Linked DNA regions of Mus musculus: regions 1 and 3 are each linked to region 2. The links are chromatin loops, found by intact Hi-C in ENCODE. Cell type or tissue: left cerebral cortex. All regions are shown on one strand.

Evidence for each region. A loop is a pair of places that touch in the nucleus more often than their neighbours do. Peaks named below come from ENCODE experiments on the same cell type or tissue, not always from the same donor. Only the 100,000 strongest peaks of a DNase experiment are listed, where the experiment ranks them.
Region 1: a loop joins it to region 2, with 2.1 times the contacts of the local background. A loop is called at or near these places in 8 of 42 quality-filtered maps.
Region 3: it touches region 2 in a loop (2.6-fold over the local background); 4 of 42 quality-filtered maps call a loop at or near these places.

What each region holds. Positions count from the first base shown.
Region 1 is chr10:85,620,994-85,628,993 of GRCm38, reverse strand. It overlaps Btbd11 (BTB (POZ) domain containing 11), which reads right to left. Exons shown (of 17, transcript NM_028709.2): 5 at 3,926-4,091; 6 at 1,708-1,797. Among named protein-coding and RNA genes, the nearest start is that of Gm40731, 35 kb to the right of the region's middle. In left cerebral cortex, a CTCF peak has its summit at 3,861 (motif pointing right); DNase peaks (open chromatin) are centred at 3,547 and 3,934; H3K4me3 peaks cover 479 bases; H3K27ac peaks cover 249 bases.
Region 2 is chr10:85,384,698-85,392,697 of GRCm38, reverse strand. It overlaps Btbd11 (BTB (POZ) domain containing 11), which reads right to left and starts at 5,884. Exons shown (of 17, transcript NM_028709.2): 1 at 4,220-5,884. The coding sequence starts at 5,369. In left cerebral cortex, CTCF peaks have their summits at 3,789 and 6,034; DNase peaks (open chromatin) are centred at 4,645, 4,907, 5,273, 5,914 and 2 more places; H3K4me3 peaks cover 2,484 bases.
Region 3 is chr10:85,647,972-85,655,971 of GRCm38, reverse strand. It overlaps Btbd11 (BTB (POZ) domain containing 11), which reads right to left. Exons shown (of 17, transcript NM_028709.2): 15 at 4,297-4,365; 16 at 1,381-1,494. Among named protein-coding and RNA genes, the nearest start is that of Gm6713, 59 kb to the left of the region's middle. In left cerebral cortex, a CTCF peak has its summit at 4,008 (motif pointing right); DNase peaks (open chromatin) are centred at 1,392, 3,993 and 4,738.

The DNA of each region.
Region 1 (8,000 bases), 240 kb before region 2:
AGAGATTCGAAGCAGCTTTCTGAAAGCAGGCCATGAGAGGACTGTGTTTGGGGGACATCATTATCCGGGGGGGGGGGCGGGAGCAGGGGGAGGATTTTGAGACTGTGCTCTGTGCCTCTTGAAAGATTATTCGCTCACACAGATGCTTTGGAAAGGTGGTCCAGAGAGCCAGCTTCTGTCTGTCTTTCCTTCTCTCTGCTTAAGGAAGGGGGTGGTTCTGAGAGCTACAGGAAGTGACGTAGCTTGAAATATCACTACCACTCTGTTCACACTTCACTCAAAGAGGGCAGCTAATCCCAGGCGAACAGTGGGACTACTTCACGCTTTCACAGCAGAGAAGACAGTCAGGACAGTCATTCATTTGATCGTGGAGGTCCCTGCCACTTTGCTCACGGCTCATTTCTGGCTTCATGGTTGACAAGGGCTCTCATGTAACTGAAAGCACAGGCACAGAACTTGCCCTGAACATACCATGAAAAATAGTGAGAGATGGGGTATCAGGATGGAGGGAGGTCTTGGAACATATACCAGGCTGGGGTGTAATAGGGGAGCTGAAAACTGGGGACTTGTGATATTAGCACCAGCACGTGGTGTTTTCTGGGGCATGAAACCTTGGCCAGAGTGTCCTTACAGCACACAAAGGCACTGAGTAAAACACCTGGGAGGGACTGGAGAGGAGGATCAAAGACCATGTCTGAGGATCTTGAAGGGGTCTGTGAGGCATAGTGACCCGTAATGGGGTAGAGAGTCCTGCTATAACTCAGAACTGGTCCAAAATGGGTTTGGCTTTAGGGCTGCGTTTCCTGTCTGTGTTCCTCAGATGAATGTAAAACTCACCAACAATTAAAAAAAAAAAAAAAAGCACAGGGTAACACTGCCAGGGCATCTAAATTTGAAGCTAAAAGGTTTCCAGGCAGTTGATTGGTGGCTGCGGCATGCCAGTCTCCTTGGCATCTGCAACTACCAAGCGCTGCCTGAGCAGGCCTTCAGGCAGCAAAGAAGAAAAAAGTGAGATTCTACTTAGTTTGTGCCTTGGAGGGGTCTGGAGCAACTACTGCGAATGGCGCCCCTGACCTTGGCGCGATGCCTCTGCTCGGTATTGAGTCCTCCCAATCATGTGTGCATCATCGGGGATTCTCTTCCATCTCATGAGTCACCCCCCTTCTCAGACCCCAAAGCGGGTGGTAGTTTCAGAACTTGAACCTAAGCCCGTCTTGGTTCTAAAGTGTGCAGGGAGGGGCGCTTCGATTCCCAGCCTAGTGCACTACATCCAGGCAGGCAGCCTTGAGATAGCTCTGTCAACAAAGTGACACTGTGGGTCTGCAGGTGAGGACAGGAGATGTGAGGAGAGGAAACCTCAGTCTGGCGTGGGGTGGAGGGGAAAGGGTGATCGGCCCAGCATGTGTTGGGCATCAGGAAAGGGCTGGGATGTGGGCGTTTTCTGTTCCATCCTAGAAAGGATGAGTCAGGAGCTAGGAGCTGCTGGGTCAACACAAGCCAGAGGTCCCCAGAGCTACAGCAATTTCTTTAAAGGAAGCACACACAGGGACTTTGTGTAGCTACTTGGGACTTTGGCTGGGGCCTCAGAAAGGTCACCATCTGCCAGGTGGTTTCGTCAGGGCTTCGGCCACTGGAAGGATGAGATGTGAAGGTGACTGGGAAGGGAAAGTATGGGCTGGCAGGGCCTGCAGCCCTCCGCACCCTCACCTCCACATTCAGGTCAGCTCCGGCATCCAGCAGCATCTGCACCATTGCCTCGTCCCCACGGACGCAGGCGTACATCAAGGGGGTCATACCCTGCGGTGGTTAAAAACCAGAGACGGAGACGTTTACAAGGTGGCCGTGGTCAGTTGACAAACACATGGAGCATCTTATTGGACTCAGACTCTGGCAGGACAAAAGAGTCAGTGTGGAGCCCTGTCACACACAGGGTCACAACCTTCCACATTCTGGAAACTACAGGGGAGGAGTGAGGGGAGGTGAACATCACCTTTTGTGATTGTGGCTTAAGTTGGAGGGTTTTCACAGTACAACAAACCTATGTGTGTCTTTACAACCAGTGGCTGATTGGGATGTGGTGGGGGTGGGTCTCACAGGAATTTTCTGGATTCTGTAACATCAACCCCTAAAGTATTTAATTATGATGACTACAGTGTCTTTGACATTTGTCTCTTCGAAGCATGACAAGGCGTCCTTGCTGCTCTGTATGAGCCTTGGGTCAGACAGAGTCAATGGTCACTGGATATCCCTGTGGTTGCTTTCACTGACATCTGCTCTGATATCACTCTATACAAGTCAAGGCACTGAGGCAGGATGGCCTTCAGGAAAACTTCCCCTTCTCCGACTCCTGCTCATCACAAACCGAGCATCACAACCAACAGGAGGAAGGGGTGGGGCTCTCCATCCAAAGGGCTGTGAAGGCAGTTATTTGGGAAGATATTCATGCTACAGCCTTGTCTCACACTATACACCAGTATAACAATTTTTTACTAGAGATAGTCAGAAAGAATTAAAATTGTAAGCAATGCCAAGTTGGTTTCTGCCCCTGTCTCTAGGCAGAAAGGGGATGAAGTATAGCATACATGAGAGGGGCTCTAGCACTGCACATCGCTGTGGAACTGAAAACTTTACGGGCAAAATTCCAACGTCAACGACAAACTGAGATACCTTGGTTCCACTAAAGGACTTCGTGCCCTGATACAGGAAGAATTCCTCTAAGAAAACAAGAAAACAGTAAAAAATGCTGATAAAAAGCAGGCAAAAGGAAAGTGGACTAGCAGGGAATACATATATAACTAGAGGTGTGCAAAGACTAGTCAGACTCCTAGGGGGAGGGGCAGTACTGAAGACTGAGAATTCAGGAAAGGCTGGTACATTTGAGACACTTCTGTTTTAAAGAAACATTTCCCCAAGGAAATAGAGATTGGAACAAAGATTTGTGTAAGTGTGCTTAGCTCAGCACTAGTCACAAACACTTTAAATATATGATGGGGGAAGGATGGTTAATAAACAAATAGTAATCACTTTATAGAGACACTAAAAGCGACTTAAAAAAGAATATTCATTGACATTGTAAGGTATCTGGAATGTAAAATACTGAAAAAATAAAACAGATAAATAAGTCCCTGGTTTTAAACATACAAGATACACATGATTGTGTACTGAGGATCCCTGACGTTGTCCAAGAAAGTGATTAGCTGTCATTATACAGTCCCTTCTATTCCCTTCGTGGGAGCTCTTTGCAAGAGCTGCCTGTGGAAGAAACAGCCCCATCTGTCCCTTGTAACAGCACTCAGGATTCACACTGAGAATGGCTGTCCATTTGCACGGTCTATGACACCACCACATCCCCAAAGTCCCCTCTGTGACTTGTGGTTGCCTCTCATGGCACCATGTTCAGAATCTGGTTGGTGCTGCCCTATCTGAATGTGCTCTAGGGTCCCCAGACTGACTTTGGTGTCTTTAAACACACCCACCCTAAGAGCACAGTGCGCATGGCCTAGATCTGTCTGGAGCCAACAGCAGACTGGCAGAGAAAAGCCTTTAACATGCCAGTAAAGAGACTTGAAGGTTGCAGAGTCCTAAATACAAACGATGGCCAACCTAGGGGCTCCATCTCCTTTCTGGAACAGGTCTGGTTTTCATTCCTTTTTAAATTTCAGCTGCGACAATCATGTGAGATTTCCATAAAGATGGGCAAGTGTATTTTTAGAAAATTAAAACCAAACCAAACCAAAAACCCCCAAACACTAAGAGAGAGAGAGAGAGAGAGAGAGAGAGAGAGAGAGAGAGAGAGAGAGAGAGAGAGAGAGGCAGGGGAGGGGCATTAATTTTTTTAATCGATCAGCAGAGGGAGCCTGTGTCCCGTCAGCTGCTCGCGCCCAGGCTAAGCACGGGAGGAGATGAGGTCCAAGCAGATTGGTACCTGTTCGCTCATGGTGTTGATTCCATCCGGCCCCAGCAAAGACACTGCCTGCTTCACCAGGTCGGTCCGTCCACAATTCAGCATCCGGAAGCCCAAGTCCTGCTTGAACTTGGCTTCGATGGCCACGGCGTCCAGCTTCCGAGAAGCACAAAAGCAGTCGTCCGCCCTGAGGGGTGGGGAGGGAGAGATGGTCACGTGGGTGCAGCCGCTTTTCCCCCCAGGATCTGGTCCCTGAGATCAAACGTCTTAGCAACCCCCACCGAGCACCTGAGATCCTCGCGGGCTTTTCCTAGGTTTTTGCCTTTTCTAGGTTTCCATTTAAAAGAACTGCCTCAGCCTGCACGGGTGGAGCACTCTTTACTCCTGGAACTCGGGAGGCAGAGGCTGATAGGTCTCTGAGTTCGAGATCAGCCTGGTCTATAACGTGAGTTCCAGGACAGCTAGGACTACATAGAGAAACCCTGTCTCAAAAAACCCAACCAAACAACTGGTGTCTCACTCCGCGCCCGCCCCCCCCGCCCCCCCCCCCCCAATTTCTGGCGGTTCTAAATCCTGTCTTTACTGAGCTTAGGTGTGGTCCCTCAGTGTGCCAGTAGAATCCTCAGCTAAGAATCATTTCATTATGCAAATATTTAGGCATTTTTTAAAAAAATAGGTTAGGTTCTCTGCTGAATGTTTTATCTGAGTTGTTACATTCGGGTCCCACACAATAGAAGGCATAATTCCTATGGGGGGACTGTCCAAAAAACAGGAATGAGGAATCTTTCTGAGGCTACCCCATCTATAAGTGATAGCTTGGATTTGAACCAGAGAAGCATGTGTGGAGAACCCGTCTTCGGATCTTCTGTGCCACTCTAGCTCCCGAGTGCAGAACCTACTGCTTTCCTGTTCACTTGACTGAGCCCTCATACTTGGCTGTGGACTTCTGAGCAGGCATTTGCCTGGGTCCATTCCAGTGACAGAGGAGACAGGGGGCATTAAGACAGGAGAGTGGACAGAGCTCAGGATGGACTCTCTCCTTTCAAAATAGAACAAGCTGGAGAACTTGCTAGATGAAATGAGAGATGGCAAGGTGCTTCAGCAAGCCACTTCAGGGAGCAAGAGGCTAGGCCAGGAAACGAGGGAGGAAACCAATGAGAGAGGGTGATACAGGCTTCATGTTGAAAGAATGTTAGTACCTTCTCCCAGTCCCCATGAACTGGTCAATAATCACTCAACAATAATCAAGCAACAATGTGTTGATTGAGTGCCTGTTAGGGTCATGTCAGCAGCCCTGCGCTGGAAGCCCACAGTCTGGTAGAAGACAAGCATGAAGACAGTCCGGAGAAGACAAGCATAGGCCATATTCTCATGTATCTCATACAAGTATTTAGGGTTCGGTGGTTCTCTCTCTAAATAAAAAATGTTATGAAACTATAAGCCCCTTTGCACCACACACAGCCTAGGGGAGCCTAGGCTTCCTCGGAAGGTGGCCCTTGAGCTGTGGTTGTAGGTATGGGGAGAGGAATGGCAGAAGACAAGAGCACTCTGTGCAGAGCCAGCAGGAGCAAGGGTCCAGGTGAGACATGGCAGGGTATTTGAGGCTATCCACAGAGCCCAGTGTTTCTAGGGCATTAACCTCTGGGCAATCTGTGCCAGTTGCTGAGAGAGGAGGGGCAAGACCACAGAGACCCTTCAGCTACACAGCTGCCTGTGTGGTGGGAGAGGATGGAGGGACCCCAGGGCCTGGCTTCAAACATGACATTGACATCCTAAACACTGAATGGAGCTGTGCCTTACAGCTTCTCGGTCCAGTACGCGTGGGCTTTGAACTTGTCAAGCATTGCCAGATTAGGCAAATATAAATGCTAGATCAAAGGTGCGTGGGGCATCTTTATACCAAAGCTTTATTCATTGTTTATCGAAGATGGAAATTTAACTGGGTTTCCTCTTTTATCTTTTGAAGGGCAGAGCTAAACATGCAGAGAAACTCAGGATCCCTCACCTTTAGTGTGGCGGCCAACTTCATCCTAAGGGCTAATGGTCCCCACATCTGCCCAAGGAGACATTGTGGCATCAGGGTAACAAGGCAAGACCCCAGAACACAGATCACAGAGGCCTCCAGGGGGAGTAAGTGTGAATCTATGCATGTTAGTCTAAAGTACACGTGCATGCGTGTGTGTGCATGTGTGTGTGTGTTTAAATCTCTGGGAGTCATCCGACTTGATTCATTGCATAAACAACCTTTCTTCTGCTAGATGCTAGCAATGTTGGAAAAGGCTGCTTTGTGGAGTCGCTTAGTTCCCATCCCGGGGAAAGATCTCGAACATTGGAGGAGGGTCAGGGAGTGTGGAAGACTGATTTTGTGGCAGGAAATGGCTGTTACACCTGTATTCATAGTAGCTGTGATTATTGGTTCAAGATCTGTACAACCTGGGACTTGTCAACACTTCACATGGGATACGGGTAAGGTTTCAGGAGGACCCACCATTCTCTGAGGGCAAATATGTAATTAACAGTTTCTGGGTAGGGGCTGGGGAGGGAGAAATTTTCACAGTGATGTAGCCATTGGTAATGTGGCCACGCTCCTGTAAACAACTCTAACAAGACTCACTGGGTTATTAAAAACAGAACAAACACCATGGAAACAGAAGAGGGGTTGTTTGGAAAGAGGGAGGGGCTTAGCAGTGGGGGAGGGGCAGAAGAGTGACAGAGTTGGGGATATGATCAAAATATATAATTTATAAGTATGGAAAATGTCATGATGAAGTCCAGTGTGTATAACTGATATCCACCAATAACGTTTTCAAAAAGGAGTTCCCATCTAGGGTTAGAGATGTGAGTGATCTCGGTCACAGGAAAACCCACTGACTCGTTTCCTCTTGCTTGTCCGTCTCTACCAGCCTTAGTCAGATAAGCGGGTTTCTCCCTCCCCTTCAATCAAGCTGCACGCTGTGTGCTTGGGCCAGCATGGCCAGCGCCTACCGCCTTGGACACCATGCCAAGGGGCTCCAGAGGAGGGAGGTAGACACTGGGTTCACAGAATTCACAGGCTTGTAAACAGATAATTCTAAGAACATTACAAGTGTTTACCAGCTCCTGAGGTCCTTGATTTTAATTAGAACGAGACAAATGGCAAGAAAATTACTGCAGCTAAAATGATGATAATTGTTATTACAGGAAGCTGACGTTCACGGAATACCTACTGTGGAGTTCTAAGCTCTCATGTGTTAACCCATACCCTCATCACAGTGAGCCCAGGAGCTACATATTATGTGCAACCTACGCCAACAATGAGTTAAACTGAGGCAAAGGGATTACTAGAGACACGGGTGCTAAGGGGCAAGCTGGCATGTGTCAGGAGTGACCTAGCCTCCACCTGTTGGGGATCAGAGGGTCTTGGAACACACTGTCATGTTCTGTCCATACATGTAGCTCCTACTGGAGCTGGACTGTTGGCTACCTCTTAGACCACGAAAGTCAGCGTTTTCAGAATGGAACTCTGTGAAAACCTCCATCCCCACCCTCTAAACTTGCTCCTGGTTGTCTCACCTCAGCCATTGACATCGCTGCTCATGTAGGTGCTGGAACCAGAATCTAATCTCACACCCATATTCATTCCAATAGCTGCTATTTTGCACCTGAATCCCGAGTCTATCCCCTTTCTCCACCCTCCAAGGTCCTGGGTCCCAGCACAGATCTCTGGGTAGAATGCTGCAGGAGTCTAATAATCTTGATGTCATTCTCCCTGCCCCATGTCATCTATCACATAGACTCAGAATGTCAGCATAGACAGGTCCTGGCAGGTCCCAGCAGGTCTCGGCTTAAAGTCTTCCAGTATACTGAGGATAATTTTGGCTCTTGGCGCAGAGTCGCCTGCAGGGCCTAGCTAGGCCCGCTGCCCACATTTCTTTCCTCCTTCTACATCCACAACTTTGCTCCTTTTCTGCCCTTTCCACACACCAAGGTCTTTCCTGCCCCAAGGACCGTGTCTCTGAAGTTCCTTTCCCTTGGAAAGCCTCCCTTGGGTGTCTTTGCAGGGCTGGCTCCTCCTGGTCCTTCAAGGGTAAGCTTGATCATAGACGAGGAGGCCTGT
Region 2 (8,000 bases):
TCTACTTCCCTAGCCCAAGATGGTCCACAGAGCCTAGGGAGCAAGCAAAGCGCCTTCAATTCTCTCTTTCTATTCCCAGCCTTGGCCATCACTCCAGCTTTCTTGGGTCCTCACCAACAACGTCCCAATGTCAGCAGGAAGTAGTCACGGAGACGATTGCATGGCCCCTTACCATTTATTATCAATTGGGGGGGTGGTGGAATGTTAGGTCTCAAACCCAGAAAAATGGCCAACCGAGATGCCTATTTAACACATCAAAGTGGATCTGGCTGCCAGTTTCTCCCAGCAGCCCTCAGTCCCTACCTTTATAGGGTATGGCTGGCATACCCTGCCCCTACCCTAAACTTTAGCACTGGTTTGGACTGCCCTTTCCCCAGGCAGCAAGCAGCAGTCTAAAGAGCATGGCACCCTTACTCCTACCTCGGCCCTTCCTACTTCCGTACCTTTTATAATACACAAACGAGAAGGATGTGGGCACTTATCTCTTGGGTCCGGCCTGCTACACCTGTCTAGGCTTCTCTTCTACTAAAGACATTATCATCTCTCTTTTCCTCTTTCGGTTTACCTTTTACTCTTTTGGTCTCCTGGACCTCCCCTCCCCCCTCTCCTTACATGGCCTGGCTCAGGGTCATGTTCATGCTAGGCTCTCCCAGATGTCTGTCTCTGACTGTGCTCTACCTCCTGTCTACAATAAACCTTTCCCTCCACCGTACGTAGGCACAGTCAGGTCCGATCTTTTTACTTAGTTTTTTCATTCACACTGATCTCCACATGGGCACCCATGTGTGCACGTACACCTGCGCATACACACACACACACACACACACTTTAATAATTAAAAATGAAATTCAAGAAGCTCAGAAGGCAGTTAGCTTCTTTAAGGACATCACTGAGCAGTACAGTACAACAGCTTGCTCAGTTCAACAAGCACCAAGAAAGTCATTTCTAGCTGGGCGTTAGGGACGCCCTTCAGCTTGGAGGATGATCACACACAAAATTAGTGCTGCCGGTTTAGATCGTCAGGTATAAAAAGGTGGATAAACAGAAACAAAAAGGTACAGCAAATTGCATGGGGTCAGTGCTCAGCTGAGTATATAATGAAGTAGGATACCCTGAATGCAGGGTACTGGTCGGCACCTGAAGCTACAGATACAGTGGCTAGGAGTATGGGCACTGAAGTAGACCATCTGTGTTCAAACAAGCAATATAAAAACAAACGTCCTACTCCCCCCCCCAAAAGCTCCATTTGTGCCTCAGTTTCTTCCACTGTATAAAGGAGATGGTAGCAGTACTTTGAGTTTTGTTTGTTTTGTTATTTGCTTGTTTGTTTGTTTGTTTGTTTGTTTGTTTGTTGAGACAAGGTCTCATGTAACCCAGACTGGCCTCAAACTTTTCTACCTAGCTAAGGATGGCCTTGAACTTCTTCTCATTTTTCTCCCTCCACTTCTGCATGCTAGTATTACATGGCTGGATTGTTCATTCAGTGCCGGGAATTGAACCCAGAGCTTTGTGCATGCTCAGCAAGCACTCTACCACCTGAGCCACCTCCCCAGCCTGACAGTTGTGCTAGACAAAAGGCACACTGGGTTTCCATGTATAAAGTGATCCTAAGAACAGGTTGGCTGCGATCAGTGTCTTCTCGGTCCCTGGCATTTAAAAACTGTTCAATAGATATTGAAGAACAGATGAATCCACAAATGAAGAAATTAATGGTGTTACTGAGTTAAAAGAGGGGAAAATCCATTATGGAAGGTGTGTGGTCCTCAGGAAGGCTTGCAGGTCAGAAAGACTGCTGTGCAAACCAGTTAAAGGAACAGGCTTGGTGTTCAGTGTATGTTAGGATGCCTGAGACATTAATCACTCATTCCTTAGCTCTTCTGTATGCATGCCCAGCCATTTTGAACAAGCCCGTAGAGTAATGAAGAGATCAGGATGAAATAACAGCATGTCTTGAACCAGAAAAAGCTGAAGGAAGAGCCCTGCGTCCCAGGAGTTAAGCTGTGTGGTGTGCGGAAGTTTGTGATGGCTTCAAGGCCCAACCACCACTCACTCACCCTGCCCAAAACCAGTTCTGTGGTTTTCTCTTCCCTTAAATTAGCCTTACTCCACAAGGGATAAACACAAATGCTGTCTTTACAAGAGGCTAAAGATCCTAAAAGCAAAATCTATTTGGAAAATGATTAGCTACTAACATAGCTATGGGAGGAGCTGAGGGTATACTGTGTGTTAAAACCTACATTCTGCAGACAAGTGGACAGAAGCCCAGAAAAGTCACCCCAAATCTCTCAGTTCAAGAGAATGCAGACTAAGAGGCATCAGGATGCTGGTGTTGGCAGACTAGAGCTTCCTCGGGGTTGGGAAGGGGGTGGGTGGGAATCCCTGTAAAAGTAAAATGAGAGAGCAAAAGAACCCCAAGAGGAAGATGAGGAGTTGTAGTGCTGAGATAACTCAGGCTAAGGGCTGACTGCAGTGTGTGTGTGTGTGTGTGGGGGGGGGGCAATGGGAGCCTACAATAGGGAGACTATTAAGCTGGTCTGTGATTTTAGGTTGAGGGTGCGCTCCCAAACAAAGAACAATTCAAAACTCGGGGTTTTGCAGGTAAATCCCCCATTCTGAAAAAGTACACGGGAAGCCTCGTGCTCTGTCACCAGATGTTTTCAGTCTCAGTGGGATGTCCCTGTGTACTTGCAGCATGAGCCTGTGTCTGCGCAGGTCTGTACGCCTTGGTATCCTCTGGGGAGTATGCCTTAGGGCAACAGAGGGGTGGGTGGGGGATGGGCTTTGGCAAAGAGATTGCAGAAGAGTCTCTGGAATCCAGGCAGATCCTAGCCCCTCCCCCAACACACACACACACACACACACACACACACACACACACAAGCTTTGCTCTTTTCTTCCCCTCCCCCACGATGATCATATCCAGGTGAAGAGATTCAGTCAGAAAGTCCATCAGGGTAAATTTATAAACGGTTAAAGCTGGAGCCTTATACCCCAGAAGCCTGCTGGTTTGCTCCTTCGCATATTCACAAGGCACTTGCACACACATGCGCGGGCACACCCACATGCACACTCTTGGCACCCCAGAGGCCAAGCCAGGCCAGACGCATCTCTCCTTTAGCTTGGAGGAAACAGACAGGCTGTGACATGAATGAAATCTACCCAGCAAGGCTGCCTTTTCGCTCCGACCACGCAACCTCGGGCCAAACCGCTTGGAATACGTAACAAAGTTTTATTTCGCTTTTAGAGTCTCCAGTTACTCTTCTACCATTTCCTGTGGAAAATTGAAGCTTTGAAGTGTCTAGCTCAGGCTTTTGCAGACGGGGACCGCTAGCGCCACCCGGAAAACAAGCACCCCAGCACTACCCTATGGACATCCAGGACCCCAGGTTCAAACCCACTCGGCACCTTCCAGGGGGCGCGATGAGGGGATTTTAGAACTCCAGAAAAAGGGTACCTGTAGCTGATAACCCCTACCTCTGGCCTGGGTCCCTAGTGGCTCTCCTTCAACCAAGTGACAGATGTAAATCACCCGCCAGAGCCTGGAATACTTGGCCTTGCCACCCTCCACCCCACCCCCACTCCCCTATATCTCCAGCTCTGGGTTCAAGTACTCAGAAACTGTTCAGGAAAACTTGGAGCAATGCAGTGTTGTCTCTCCACCACCACCACCACCACCTACATGAACACGTTTAGGCCCACCCAGCTCTATCCTTCCACCTTCGCTGCCCTCAGCCATGCCTTCCTAGCGCATCCACAGCGACCCCAAAGGGCCTGGGGCAAGCGAGAGAACTGCATGGCAGACAAGTGAACCTGCCTCCTCCAGATCTTAGCCCAACTCGTGGGTACTGGAATGTGGCCCCTTAAAGATCACAACAGGGTTCTAGAAGCTATTCACGAGACTCAAACGTCTCAAGCCAGATCCGAGTAAAACAACATACTAAATTAAATGTAAAATAAAAAGGGTGTTGGATTTTGCTCCTGTCTTGCGGGAGGCAGCAACCTCCTGGCCCTGCACAAAGGGGGCGGAACCCTGTGTGCTCTGGGAACATTACTACCAGTGTCAACCACGCGGATCCCAAGCTCAGGAGTGAACCTACGGGTTCCTGGCTGTCTCCACTCTGGCCCCTACCTCTAAGGCCGTGGAGAGCGCGAGTGGCCAGAGAGACGCGGGAGGGGGACGAGAGGCAAACTTGAACCCGGAGTTGACAGAGCCACTTACCACTGGCGTTCTTCCCACAGATGAGGTGCTGGTAGGGCTGCAAGAGCCCCCAGATTTCCGAGTCGTTGTTGACCGTGTGCTCCAGGGTCTCCACGGTGAATTTGGGCGCTTCGTGAAGCGTGTGGTGGTGGTGATGATGGTTGGCGGCGACGGCGGCGGTGGCTGTGGTTGGCGGGACTGCGGTCGCCGCCGTGGCTGGCGGGGCGCAACAACTACTGCCCCCGCTGGCGCTGCTGGCTGCGCTGCAAGGGCCACCGCTCGCCGCTCCCCCTCCCGGAGTCTCGCGCTCCTTATCCGCTGCAGGGGCTCCGGGGCCTGAGCCGGGGCCTGGGCCAGAACCGGAGCTGGAGCCAGGGCCAGGACCGCTACAGCTACGAGGTAGCCCGGAGGCCAACACCCGCGAGTAGATGTCCCGGAAGAGACTCTCCATACAGGCGGTCAGGTAGATGGCGGCATGCTCGTGGATGCGCAGCGCCACGCGGCTGTCCACCATCCAGCGGTACACGCGGCCCACGGAGAAGGTGAGGCCGCAGCGCGCCGACTTGCCACGGCCCAAGCGGTCGCCGCCAGCGCTGCTCATGTTATAGAGGGACAGCGCGGCCAGCGCGGCAGCGGTGCAGTGAGCCGCCAGGCCCCAGGACAGTACGATCTCCATGGCACTCTGGATCTCGTACTTGGTGCACTTGGCGAAGCGCAGGCTCAGGCGCTGCGCCTCTTTAGCGATGCGCACTAGAGCCCGGCTTACCAGCATCGAGAGCTTGGCCAGCGCGTCCTTGGGCAGGCTGCCGGGGACCGCTGGGCCTGCCCGGGGATCCCGCGAGCGCAGCAGCAGCAACTCCAGTTCCTGGAGGGTCCAGGGGACCTCGTCGAGGTCCGGCAGCAACCGCGAGCAGTGCTGACCGGCGCAGTCCAGCCCCTCGGAGTCTTCCACCAGGGCAGTGTTGACGGTGTCAAAGCTGTTGTGCCGGCTGTGCATGGAGTCAGCTAAAGGCGGCCAGCAGCTCCCGCCATACGGGGACGCCGGGTGAGAGTCAGAACAGCACAGAGACAAGTTGGAGGAGCGCACAGAGTCCGCCGCGCCACCATAACCCGAGTCCAGCGTCAGATCTTCCAGCGTTCGCACCACAGGCTTCTTACCTCTCCTGGCCATCGCTGCGCCACTTCATGCTGCAGCCGCCGTGGAGCCGAGGGGAAGGAAAGGCAAGGATCTGTGGGCACCGGGGTCCTCGGGGACAGCGGGGCTCCACGTCGCCTAGGCTCACTTTCCCACCTGGCGTTGCCAGCAAGTGTCACTACTTTCGCCTGTCTCCCCGAGCCGTCACCACGGGAAGATACACGGCGGAACCTGAAGTCATCTTCTGGAGTCGGGGCCAGAGCGAGGGCGCACTGAGCCGCGAGCCAGGCCGGGAAGGAAGCTCCCGCCAGGACCCGCGCCTTTCATCCAAAATAAAAGTGTCTGGTCCTCTCCTCCCTGGGACCAGACGGATGCAGAAGCCTCCGAGAGCCGGCCACAGTGTCGATAGGACCTAGATCGCCCCAGATACGGCCGCCGCAGCTCGGCGGGCTACGGGCTCCCCCGGCTCCGGGATCCGGGCCGCGGTTCTCTTGAGCTCCCGCCCCGCACTAAAGCGCTGTAGCCAGGCGGCTGCAAAACCCTGCTGAGCCCCAGCAAACCAAGCAGTCAGAGGGCGGGCGCATGCAAAGCAGGGCCGTCGAAGAGCCAATGGAATCGGGGGATGCTAATTACTTAGGTTTTTTTTTTTTTTTTTTATTCCTCCCTTCCATGCGGCCCCGCCCCTCAGACACGCCCCCCCAGGCCTTGACCAGGGCTGCAGCTAGGAGGGATCCGCGGCCTAGGTGGAAGCCTGGAGAAGAACAGTCATCCTGCAACTGTAGCTTCCCTAGTTTCTGCTTTCGAACTATCGACAAAAATATCATTTATATCGTTATTTGTTCCACTCTGCGGTTCATAAAGTGTTTGTCCGAGGGTTACTTTCTGCTTTGGCATTTTAGATTTCTCTTTCCCTCCCACCAGCCCATACAAGATGCACGTTTCTCCTCCCTCTTCAGGCACCCTGACTAATTCAGGCGGGTGCCGCTTCTCAGCCTGGGTTTGCTCCAGCATGGAAGGAAATAAAACAGGAAAGTAGTGAGGGGGAGACTGATAATTGCCACTGGGAAGCGAATCTCTAGCCATAAACCACCTGTCACCAGGACTTTCTAGGTTTGTTCGGCAGACAGGAATCTACCCTTAAGTTCCAGGGTGTGTGTGTGTGTGTGTGTGTGTGTGTGTGTGTGTGTGTGTGTGTGTGTTCCGGCCACTCTGTGGTTCTGGTGGACAATGCTCTAGACTGCTCAAACTTAAATTTGTGCACAGGAGAATATTCTTTTCAGCTAAAGAAAGATACAAAATATATGTGTGTGTCTGCTGCATTTCTGTGTCTAACAGCATCATTGCTTGGCTATTTGTCTATCTCTACCTACCTTAGGAAAAACCTTATTCATTCAAAGATTCCTACCTCCCTTACACAATCCTATTCCTACAAGAAGCCCACCCTGATCTCCCAAAACTATCCTGGGTGTTTCCACCACCCCACCCTCTTCGATGGCTTCACATTTCTGGGCCCTTGTCACGCTGGCTTGCTACTATCTATTTATTTGTCTGGATCCCACATTGGGCTAGGGAGTTGTGGTAAATGTATGAGTCGACAAGGGAAGGACGTGCTTTGAACTGCTGGTTTGAACGTTCAACTGTGGCTGAAGGGATGTGAGAAGACACTCAACATCACTGGCCATCAGGGTAACTGCAAATCAGAACCATAAGGAGCTGCCAGCTCATGCCTGTTAGGATGGCGATTATCAGAAAGTCAAAAGATTACAAGCATCAACAAGGGTGTGGAGGATAAAGAAGAGTGTACTCTATTGGTGAGAAGGGAAATTGATATAGCTATTATGGAAAATAATGCCGAAGATCTTCAAAAAATTACTAATTAGAACTACCATGTGATCCAATAATCCCACATCTGGATCTTTACCAAACAGAAATAAAGCCACTATTTAAAAGATCTATTTACTCCCCTCTCCCTGTTCATTGAAGCATTATTTGCAATCGCTAAGAGAGAATATTGTTCAGACTTCAAAAAGAAGGAAATCTCACCATGTATAACAAATGGCTAATCTGGACAGTATCATCCTGCTAAGGGGAGTGTCTCACTTATTGTGTGACTCTAAAAAGAATCACACAGTAGCACCAGAATGTACGATGGTAACTGGGTGCAGACAGGGGCGGGGGATTGTTCAGCACACAGACTTATATTTACAGATGATGTGTTCCACAGTTCTAGAGACATTACATACATGCAGGGTGGCATCTAGAGTGAATGATGATGTCGGTAGGAAGTTGTCTGTAAGTGTTCTTATCAGGCAGAGGAAAAGGTCAGATGTATGGGTTGAGAGGTATGTTAATTTTCTTGATTATGGTAATTATTCACAATACATATAATAAACACCACATAGTACACCTTAAATGCCTATCATTTTTGTTTGTCATTCAAATCTCAGTAAGGATGGGGGTGGGGCATAGGCAGCTGTGGATTCCCTGCCGTTCATCCTGCATATCCCATGTCATCCTGTAATTTCCATCCTAATACACGTCCATAGCAACACGTTCCCTTTCCTGTTCTCTAATATCAGAATCTTCCTAAAGTTTACCTCTTATGTTGTCACGCATAACAAAATCAAAACTAACAAACCACTCATATCAAAAAATGTGAGCTATTTT
Region 3 (8,000 bases), 260 kb before region 2:
TCATGGGTGCTCTTGGCCTGTATTCCCTGCTGGGACTCACATGGCATCAGTTTTCATTATTACATCAGGGCATGTGCTGCTGACGGAACATGCTAAGGACTCTTAGGATACAGACAGGACTCAGCCAAGGTGGAAAGCCACAGAAAAGCTACCCACAGTGATCAAACGGTCATGGTTAAGGGAGGAGAGGAAGAAGACACTGGTCCTCTTCCTGAGCACAGAAGGTCTCTCTGGGTAGTGCCACTATGCAAAGCAACCCATTTAAGGTGAAGACAAATACTGCTTAGTTGGGGTTCAGGTAAAAATTTCAGTCTTCAGGGTCAAAGCAGAAGGATGGAGAATTCAAAGCCAGCTATATAGTGACTCTCTCAAAAAGAAAAAGAAAAATGCTTAGATTCTTAGGAGCCAGATTTGGGTGTAATCCACACTAACCAGAATATCATGTGAATATGAGAGAGAGAAAGAGCACAGAAACAGGAAGGAAAGTGGTAGTTTGCATAGTTTGCCTGAGAAGTGTCCCCCCACAGTTTGGGGCATTGGAGCACTTGGTTCTCAGTTGGTGGCACACTGTTTGGAAAGGTTTAGATGATATAGCCTTGCTGGAGGAAGTATGACATTGGGGGCAGGCTTTGAGATTAAAAGCCTCACACCCATTCAAATCCATTTTCTTTGCTTTGTGTTCGCTGATTGAAGATGTGAGCCTTCAGCTTCCTGCTCCTGCCATCAAGCCTGCCTCTTGCTGCTATGCCTTCTTACCATGACAGACTCTTATCCGACTGGAAGCCCAAATTAGCCCTTCCCTCTATAAACTGCCTTTGTTGTGGTGTTTTATCAGCAACAGAAACATAATTAACACACACTTGAACTTACACTGGAATCAGGAACACCCCTCACCCCCAATTTTTGGCTTGATAGATGCGACTGCCTAGGAACAACCTCTCTCCCCGCCCCACCTCCCAAGTTTCTGGTTTGATAAATCTGGGGTATGATTTCCTAATAAATTCCTTGTGCCTGCTGTTGAGTTGGAGACCACATTTTGAGGCCCACCGTTCTAAAATCTTCTATTCAAGATTACTGGTTAACAGAGACATCAGCTAGTGCCTGATTAGGAAGCAGAGTTGAGAGCCCAGTCCAGGCCTGAGGAATGAGTCTGTGATGTAATTCTTGTCACTGAAGAGTGAATGACACTCTTAAAGAGACCACTGTTGCCTAGCGTACCTTCCAGTGTACAAGGAAGAAACAAGGCCAAAGAGATAGCAGATCTGAAGCAGGGAAGAAAACCCCTTGGGTTGAGGACATAACTGAGCAGCAGAAACAACTGGCTGATGTGTGCTAAGGCCCAGAGTTTAATCCCAAGCAACATAACACAGGGGGACCTACCTTGGCGTGGCTGTAGATATCCACACAGTTGTCAGTATTGATGCTTTTTGCACAGATAATCTCACAGTGTCGCTGCAGAGCCTCCAGCTGGAAAAATTTAGCAGCAGACAGAAGCTAGAATCCACAAAAAGGGCTGTTAGAGACAGGGAAGGGGCAGAAGAAAGAGCAGCCAGACTACTGGAGTGAGCCCCTGTGATGGTATGAATGAGAACTATCCTTCATAGTCCCAGGCATTTGAGCATGTGGTCCCCGGCTGATGACACTGTCTGGGGGGGGGGGGGGGGGAAGCGGGGACGGGGACGGGACGACAGTTTAAGAGCTGAGGCTTTGTTGGAGGAGGCACACCACAGGAAGCAGGCTTTGAGAGCTGAGGGCCTTTCCCTATTCCCAGTTGCCTCTCCCTACTTTGTGTTTCTGGTTCAAGATGCGAGTGAGCTCTCAGCTGCTGCTCCAGCCACCATGGCTGCCACCTGCGGTCTCCACGGCAGTAACATGACTGCAAGCTCAAATAAACCTTCTCTTCTTCAAGTTGCCTTAGTCGGAGTGTTTTGAGACAGCAATAGAAAAGCAATGCAAACAGCCGCAACCCACAGAATGCCCAGCTGAGGGTCAGGAAGTAGAGATGGCTGGAGTATACTGCAGGCGTAAGGTGAGACCAGGGGGACAGGCCCTGGCTACACAAGTCTACTGTGGGACAGAGAGCGTGGTGAAGTGAGTCACAGACACACCTGTGATAGCAGGTGAACCCCAAGTGCCCCAGATCACATCTAGCAAGGAGGAGGGGATAGGCACCTATTAGTGAGGTGGGTATCACCATGGCTCCCCCCTTGCCTGTGTTCCCTGGATCTCTACTCTGATGTCATACCTCAGAGGGTCTTTCTTTGCCACCCCACCTCAGGGACCTTCCCCTCATCCCCGCCCCCCCTTCTTCATCTTCCTTATGGTACTTCCTATCTAGAAGCTATTTCAGTCCTGCTTCCCTTGACAGAGTCCAGGAGGTCCGGTTCTTCACCCCATCGGACCGACTACTGCCACCCCCAGCCCAACCAAAGTCAGCTCTGGGCCATGGGAGGCTCACAGAAGTCTACTGAAAGTGACAGGTTCTGGAGAGGGGGAGCTATAGTTTCCCAAGTGTGTGTGGGAGCAAAGTGGGGTTTATCGTAAGCTTTCTTGGGTTTGTTTCTTTTCTTCTTCTCCTTTCTTGTTCTCTCTTCTTCTTCTTCTTCTCCTTCTTCTTCTTCTTCTTCTTCTTCTTCTTCTTCTTCTTCTTCTTCTTCTTCTTCTTCTTCTTCTTCTTCTTCTTCTTCTTCTTCTTCTTCTTCTTCATGATACTGGCTGGGAGGTTGCTATCTACTCCTGGTCAGCCTCAGATCCCTCCCAGGTTCTGGAGTTACCTGTACATGAGCCAGCTGTGACTTAAATGTGAATTCATTTCCCTACATAAAATCTCTCAGTGAATCGGCTCTGCAGATGCTGGGCAGGTGAACATGTCCCTATCCTGGGAAGACAGCACATTCCAACTCCACAGAACTTGGGTTCTGAGCTGGCTGTGTGGACCCTCTCCTGCCTATTTATCCAGCCTCTTGATCACAGTCTCTCTAACAAACTAGTACATGTAGTCAGTGCGGAAAGAAAAATGTAAAATGTTTGTAAAGGCAACCAGGTCCTGTGGAGGACAAGATGAGAAGAGGGGTCCAGAGAGCGGAGTCTCTCTGGTGGGGGCGGGGTGGGGGAGGGTAAGCAGAGTATGGAGATAGGACAAACTGGGCACTTAGGATGGCAGAGCCCTACAACTTTCTCCTTGGCCAAAGGTGCCTAAGAATCTTCTAAAACAGATGTTTGTCAAATCCTCCTAGACCATGGCCATTTCCAGGAGAGAAATCAGAAGCCAGCTAGGTCAAATAAATTGCCCAAGGCCCCACAGATTAGACATGGCAGAGCCCTTATGTAACCCAGAGTTTGGGCTGAAGGGCACTGGCACTAAACTTCTAGCTTTTTTTTTCCCCCGAGACAGGGTTTCTCTGTATAGCCCTGGCTGTCCTGGAGCTCACTTTGTAGACCAGGCTGGCCTCGAACTCAGAAATCCACTTGCCTCTGCCTCCTAAGTGCTGGGATTAAAGGCATGCACCACCACTGCCCGGCAAACTTCCAGCTTTTAAAAAAGTTATTTAACTATTTTTTAAAAGAGGATCTCTCAGATCCCAGCTACCACATGTTGGCTCACAACTGTCCGTAATGAGATCAGATGCACTCTTCTGGTGTGTCTGAAGACAGCTACAATGTACTTATATAAAAGAGGATCTCACTACATAGGCCTGGCTGGCCAGGAACTCCCTATGTAGACAGGGCTGGCCTTCAATTCAGAGATCCACTTGCCTCTGCCCTGAGAGTCCTGGGATTCAGGTGTGTGCCACCATGCCCGGCTAGTGCCTGTCTTTGATTTAGGAAAATGGCTCGGTGCTCTGGCTCTGGATAGGGGGATACAATGGGGAGCCAGGTGCAGAGGGAGCAGAAGCTGGGGTGGGAAAGTGTAGTGGTGGAGACATGGAGGAGGAACAGCAGGCAAGGGGGCAGGCTAGGAAAGGCTCCCAGCTCTAAAGAGCCATGCTTCTCATGGATGTAATTCTATTAGCAACCACAAGGGGGAGGACGGTCTCTAGGATACTTCCTGTGGTGCGGTAGCAGTCCAAGCCTGCCAGTCCCCCAACTCTTCCTGAGAACGTGCCCCTCACAAGCCAGTTAAAACTGGTTTCCACCCAGGGCCCCTGGTGTGGCTAGTCGTCTAGGGGAAGACTCCCCAGAGAAGCTGCCTTGTTTGGGAGGACCACGAGTCCGGGAGTTTCCTAATGCCTGGGTGGGCCGCCAGCCTGAAGCCAGGGAAGGCTGGGGTAGCTAAAACCACAGTGGTCTCCTTACCTCCATGATCTCATTGTTTTTAATGAGAAGTGACTCTGGGCCACCGTAGTAGAGATACTGCATGACGAGCTGGAAGGAATAAGACACTGTGAGCAAGACCCCAGTCGGACTCAGTTCCTTCAGAAGTCATCACATCACCCCTGGACATCACTCTACCTGACGGGGGACATTTGGACAGGTTTCCCTGATGACACCCTGAAATCATGACCCTGTGGTTTCAGGTTCTGCCCCCATGTCTATCTGCAGGGCCAAATGAAACAACCTGAGCGTGGCTCCTCATGACAAGTGAGTCACCTGAGGATGATGACCAGCCTACCTCTCATCCAGTCAGGCTGTGCAGGTGACACAACTTAGAGAGCCTCCAGAGTCCCAGTTGACAAGACCCCAGAGGAAGCCATAAAGGATCCAGGGTTTGGAAAGTCACTGGTGGCGCTTGTCCAAGCAAGGCTGTCCCTTATCATGTGACTTCCAGTGTCTGAAGAGTGTCCCACATTATAGAGTTCTGCAAATGGCTGTCCCCTGAATGACTGAATACCATGAATGTATCTGAGTTTCATACATGCTTCACTTGACAACCAAGGGTTCTTTTTGCACGAGGTGCATACACAGTCCAGTTTGCCCCAGGATCTCCATTTTCAACTGTCTTCCATGTGACTGGCTTTACCTGCCTGGAGCTTTGGTAATGGGGTGGGCAAAATTCACAGACTGGTCACAACCTGTGTTGGGATCACACTGTGGTACAACTACCACCATAATAGAATTCTGGAAAATTCTTTTCAAATGTGCTCTGGTATATTCAAATGTGTGTGTGTGGTGCGTGCACACGCATGCTCTCAAGCACACTAAATAAAACACCAATTTGGGAAATGCTTAATACTCTTAAACTACCAATTAGCAGATAGTTCTGTTTCCCCCACTGCTAGCCAGGACAAACTAGAATTACCCAGTTTGCACGTTTCAGTTAAGCAGACCCGTAATAGAATTTGGTTGGTTGGTTGGTTGGTTGGTTTGTTTGTTTGCTTGCTTGTTTTGGGACAGATCTCACTATGTAACAACCAACTTGCTGTGTAGCCCAGGCTAGCCTCTCACTCACCTTCCCCGTACCTCCCCTTCCTGAGTGCTGGGATTATGAGTGGCTGTCACCACATTCAGCCTGGTGCCTGTCTTTTATGTGCACTGTCCTCTCTCTTGCCTCTACCAGAACCTGGCCATGTCTTCCAGCTCCTTCAGCCTGGATGCGCTCTCTTCTTTACCAGTGGAAGCTGTCCCTTCTTTGGGTCCAGCTCAGTGGTTACTGGGTTAGGAAATTTGGGTCTCCTTCCCATCAAGTTTTGTTTCAGGGTTGTCTGTCTGCAACTGAAGTGTCTTTACAGTCATCTGAGAGTACAGATGTCTCTCACTCACTGTATTTCTGTGCCTAGCATAGTGCCTGGCACACAGACACATCACCATCACCATCACTACCCCCACCACCACCATCATCATCACCATCATTATCTGGATAAAGGGTCTCACTTGGCATTCTCAGGTTGGCCTAGAACTCATGGCAGTCTTCCTGCCCAGTCTTCCAAGTGCTGGGACTGCAGCCATACCTCACCATGCCCCCTCCTCGTGTGAACATGTCTCCTGCGTCTGAATCTCCCTTATACTGACTTGGGGTTTCTGCATCCAGCTGCCTGGTAGAGAGGCGGTGACATTGTCTAGGCCTTGGGAAATAACAGTGCCCTGTTCCCCTCCCCCTCCCACCTTGGGGAGCAGAGCTTATAAGTGTGGGGATACCGTCAGCCAGCACTGGGCTATTGGCTTTATTAAAATCAATTGATTCCCCCAGCACCTTCCTTATAAAGGCCAAACCAATAATAACAAGAAACACCACTGTAAGGCCCACCGCCCACACGGGCTCCCCATTTATAAAGCACTTTCCTATCAGTCACACGCATTGTCTCGTTTGTTCAAGGTCGAGCCACGGGCTGAAATCGCTGCCTTGGCGGAGGACGACTTGGGGCTAATGGAAGTTAAATCGGACCATCCCAGCCCTGCCAGTGGAAGACTCTGCCAGTGGAAGCATTTTCTCTAAGTGGGTGCAACAAGCCCTTATCAGGCCAAATGGCCGGCATGAGGAACTGCTTTTCTTGGCGGCTACCAACCTCTGTGAGGCAGGGGCTTTTGCAGCCCGGTAGAGGCCTAGCTCCAGCTGCGGCCTCAGTGGGGGCTGGCTTTTGTACACGAGTGATGCTAAGGAGTCTTGAGGGAGGAAGCACAATGCAGTATCAATTACTATAAGCTCTTCTGCCAAAAGGTACACGCCAGAAGCGTGTGAAGCGCACGGGCTTCTGGGAGCCCCCTTCTGGGTTGGATTTGGCTGGCCTTCCTTGGCCTCCTTCAAGCCACAAATGAATGTTACCTTCTTTTATGAGGAATGGCAGGGACACAGACAAGTCCCCGGGGCATGATAAATCCCCCTTTCCATTACAGGAACTGGAAGCCAATGTGGCCAGCAAACTTTCCCCATTGGAAGCAATTACAGGGCTGGGGATCCCTCTGAGGCCAGCCTTTCCCATGTTGGACTCTGAAGACAAGACCACTGGGCAAACATTTACTGAGTGCCTCCTTGAGCCAGGCTCTTGTTACTGGAGTCTTCCCAGTGAGGGCCACACTTACCAGTCATGGGATACTTCTTGGTGTGTATACACACACACACACACACACACACACACATTTACATGTGCTCTTTTTCTTGCCTTCAGCTCATGACACCACCCCCCCCCCCCCGACCCATTCTTTCTGCATTCTTTCTGCAGGGTTAGGTGACTCCAGAGCCGACTCATGTCCCCAGGTATGTGAGAAAACAATGGAACTGGGTTCAGTTTGAATCTCTGCTCTCCTAGGGGGCAGCCGTGGGGACCTGGGCCACACCCTTCCAAGAGCTCTTGGCAGGGGAGTTGGGAGGATCAAAGGGCACAAGGACAGCATTATCTTTCAGGTTTGGAACCCCGGGTCCAGCAGCATTAGAGGCCCTTGCCAGAAGTGTGAGTTCTTGTGCCTCAAAGTCAGGCTGTGAGGGTGGGCCCTACGAGGTCACAGTTAGTGTGGTTCCTGTCTTAACGGCCATCCTAAGACTCTGCAGGGCATTTGGATACCTGCTAACATCCAGAAGGTGCTGTCAGGTAGAGTGCTGGGCTGCATGCATGATGGTTAGAAAGGAGGAGGAGGAGGCCTCAGTGCGCCCAAGGTCTGATGTACAGACTGGACATCCAGGGGGCATTTTCAAAGATCTGTAGGTAATGCCAGTGTGTCGTGGAGGCAGAGGGAACAGGATTTCTGCTTTGGTATGAGTTTTAATAAAGAAAGACCATCTCAGAATGGAGTGCATTAGCCGGGCCACCAGATAGGCTGGGCACGGATCCTGCTTTCCCTAACATGGCTGGACACATCATTGAAGTCCTTTACATGCATTCTTGTCTTTGTCTGGAATGTTCTAGCCTCCTTCTTGAGCCCAAAGCCTCATTCTGAGTCTCCCAGCTTTGGCTTGGCCTTCTGCTCTCCATTCCCTGCCCTAACATCCTGGGCCTGAGCTGTTATAGTACACGCCTCTGAAAGGGGTATCCTCTTTTGTATATAGCCCACAGTATGCAGTGGCTGACAAGTGCTTGAAGATACTCCCTCTAGACTCATGAGTCTTTGAGATAGGGTCTCCTTTACCA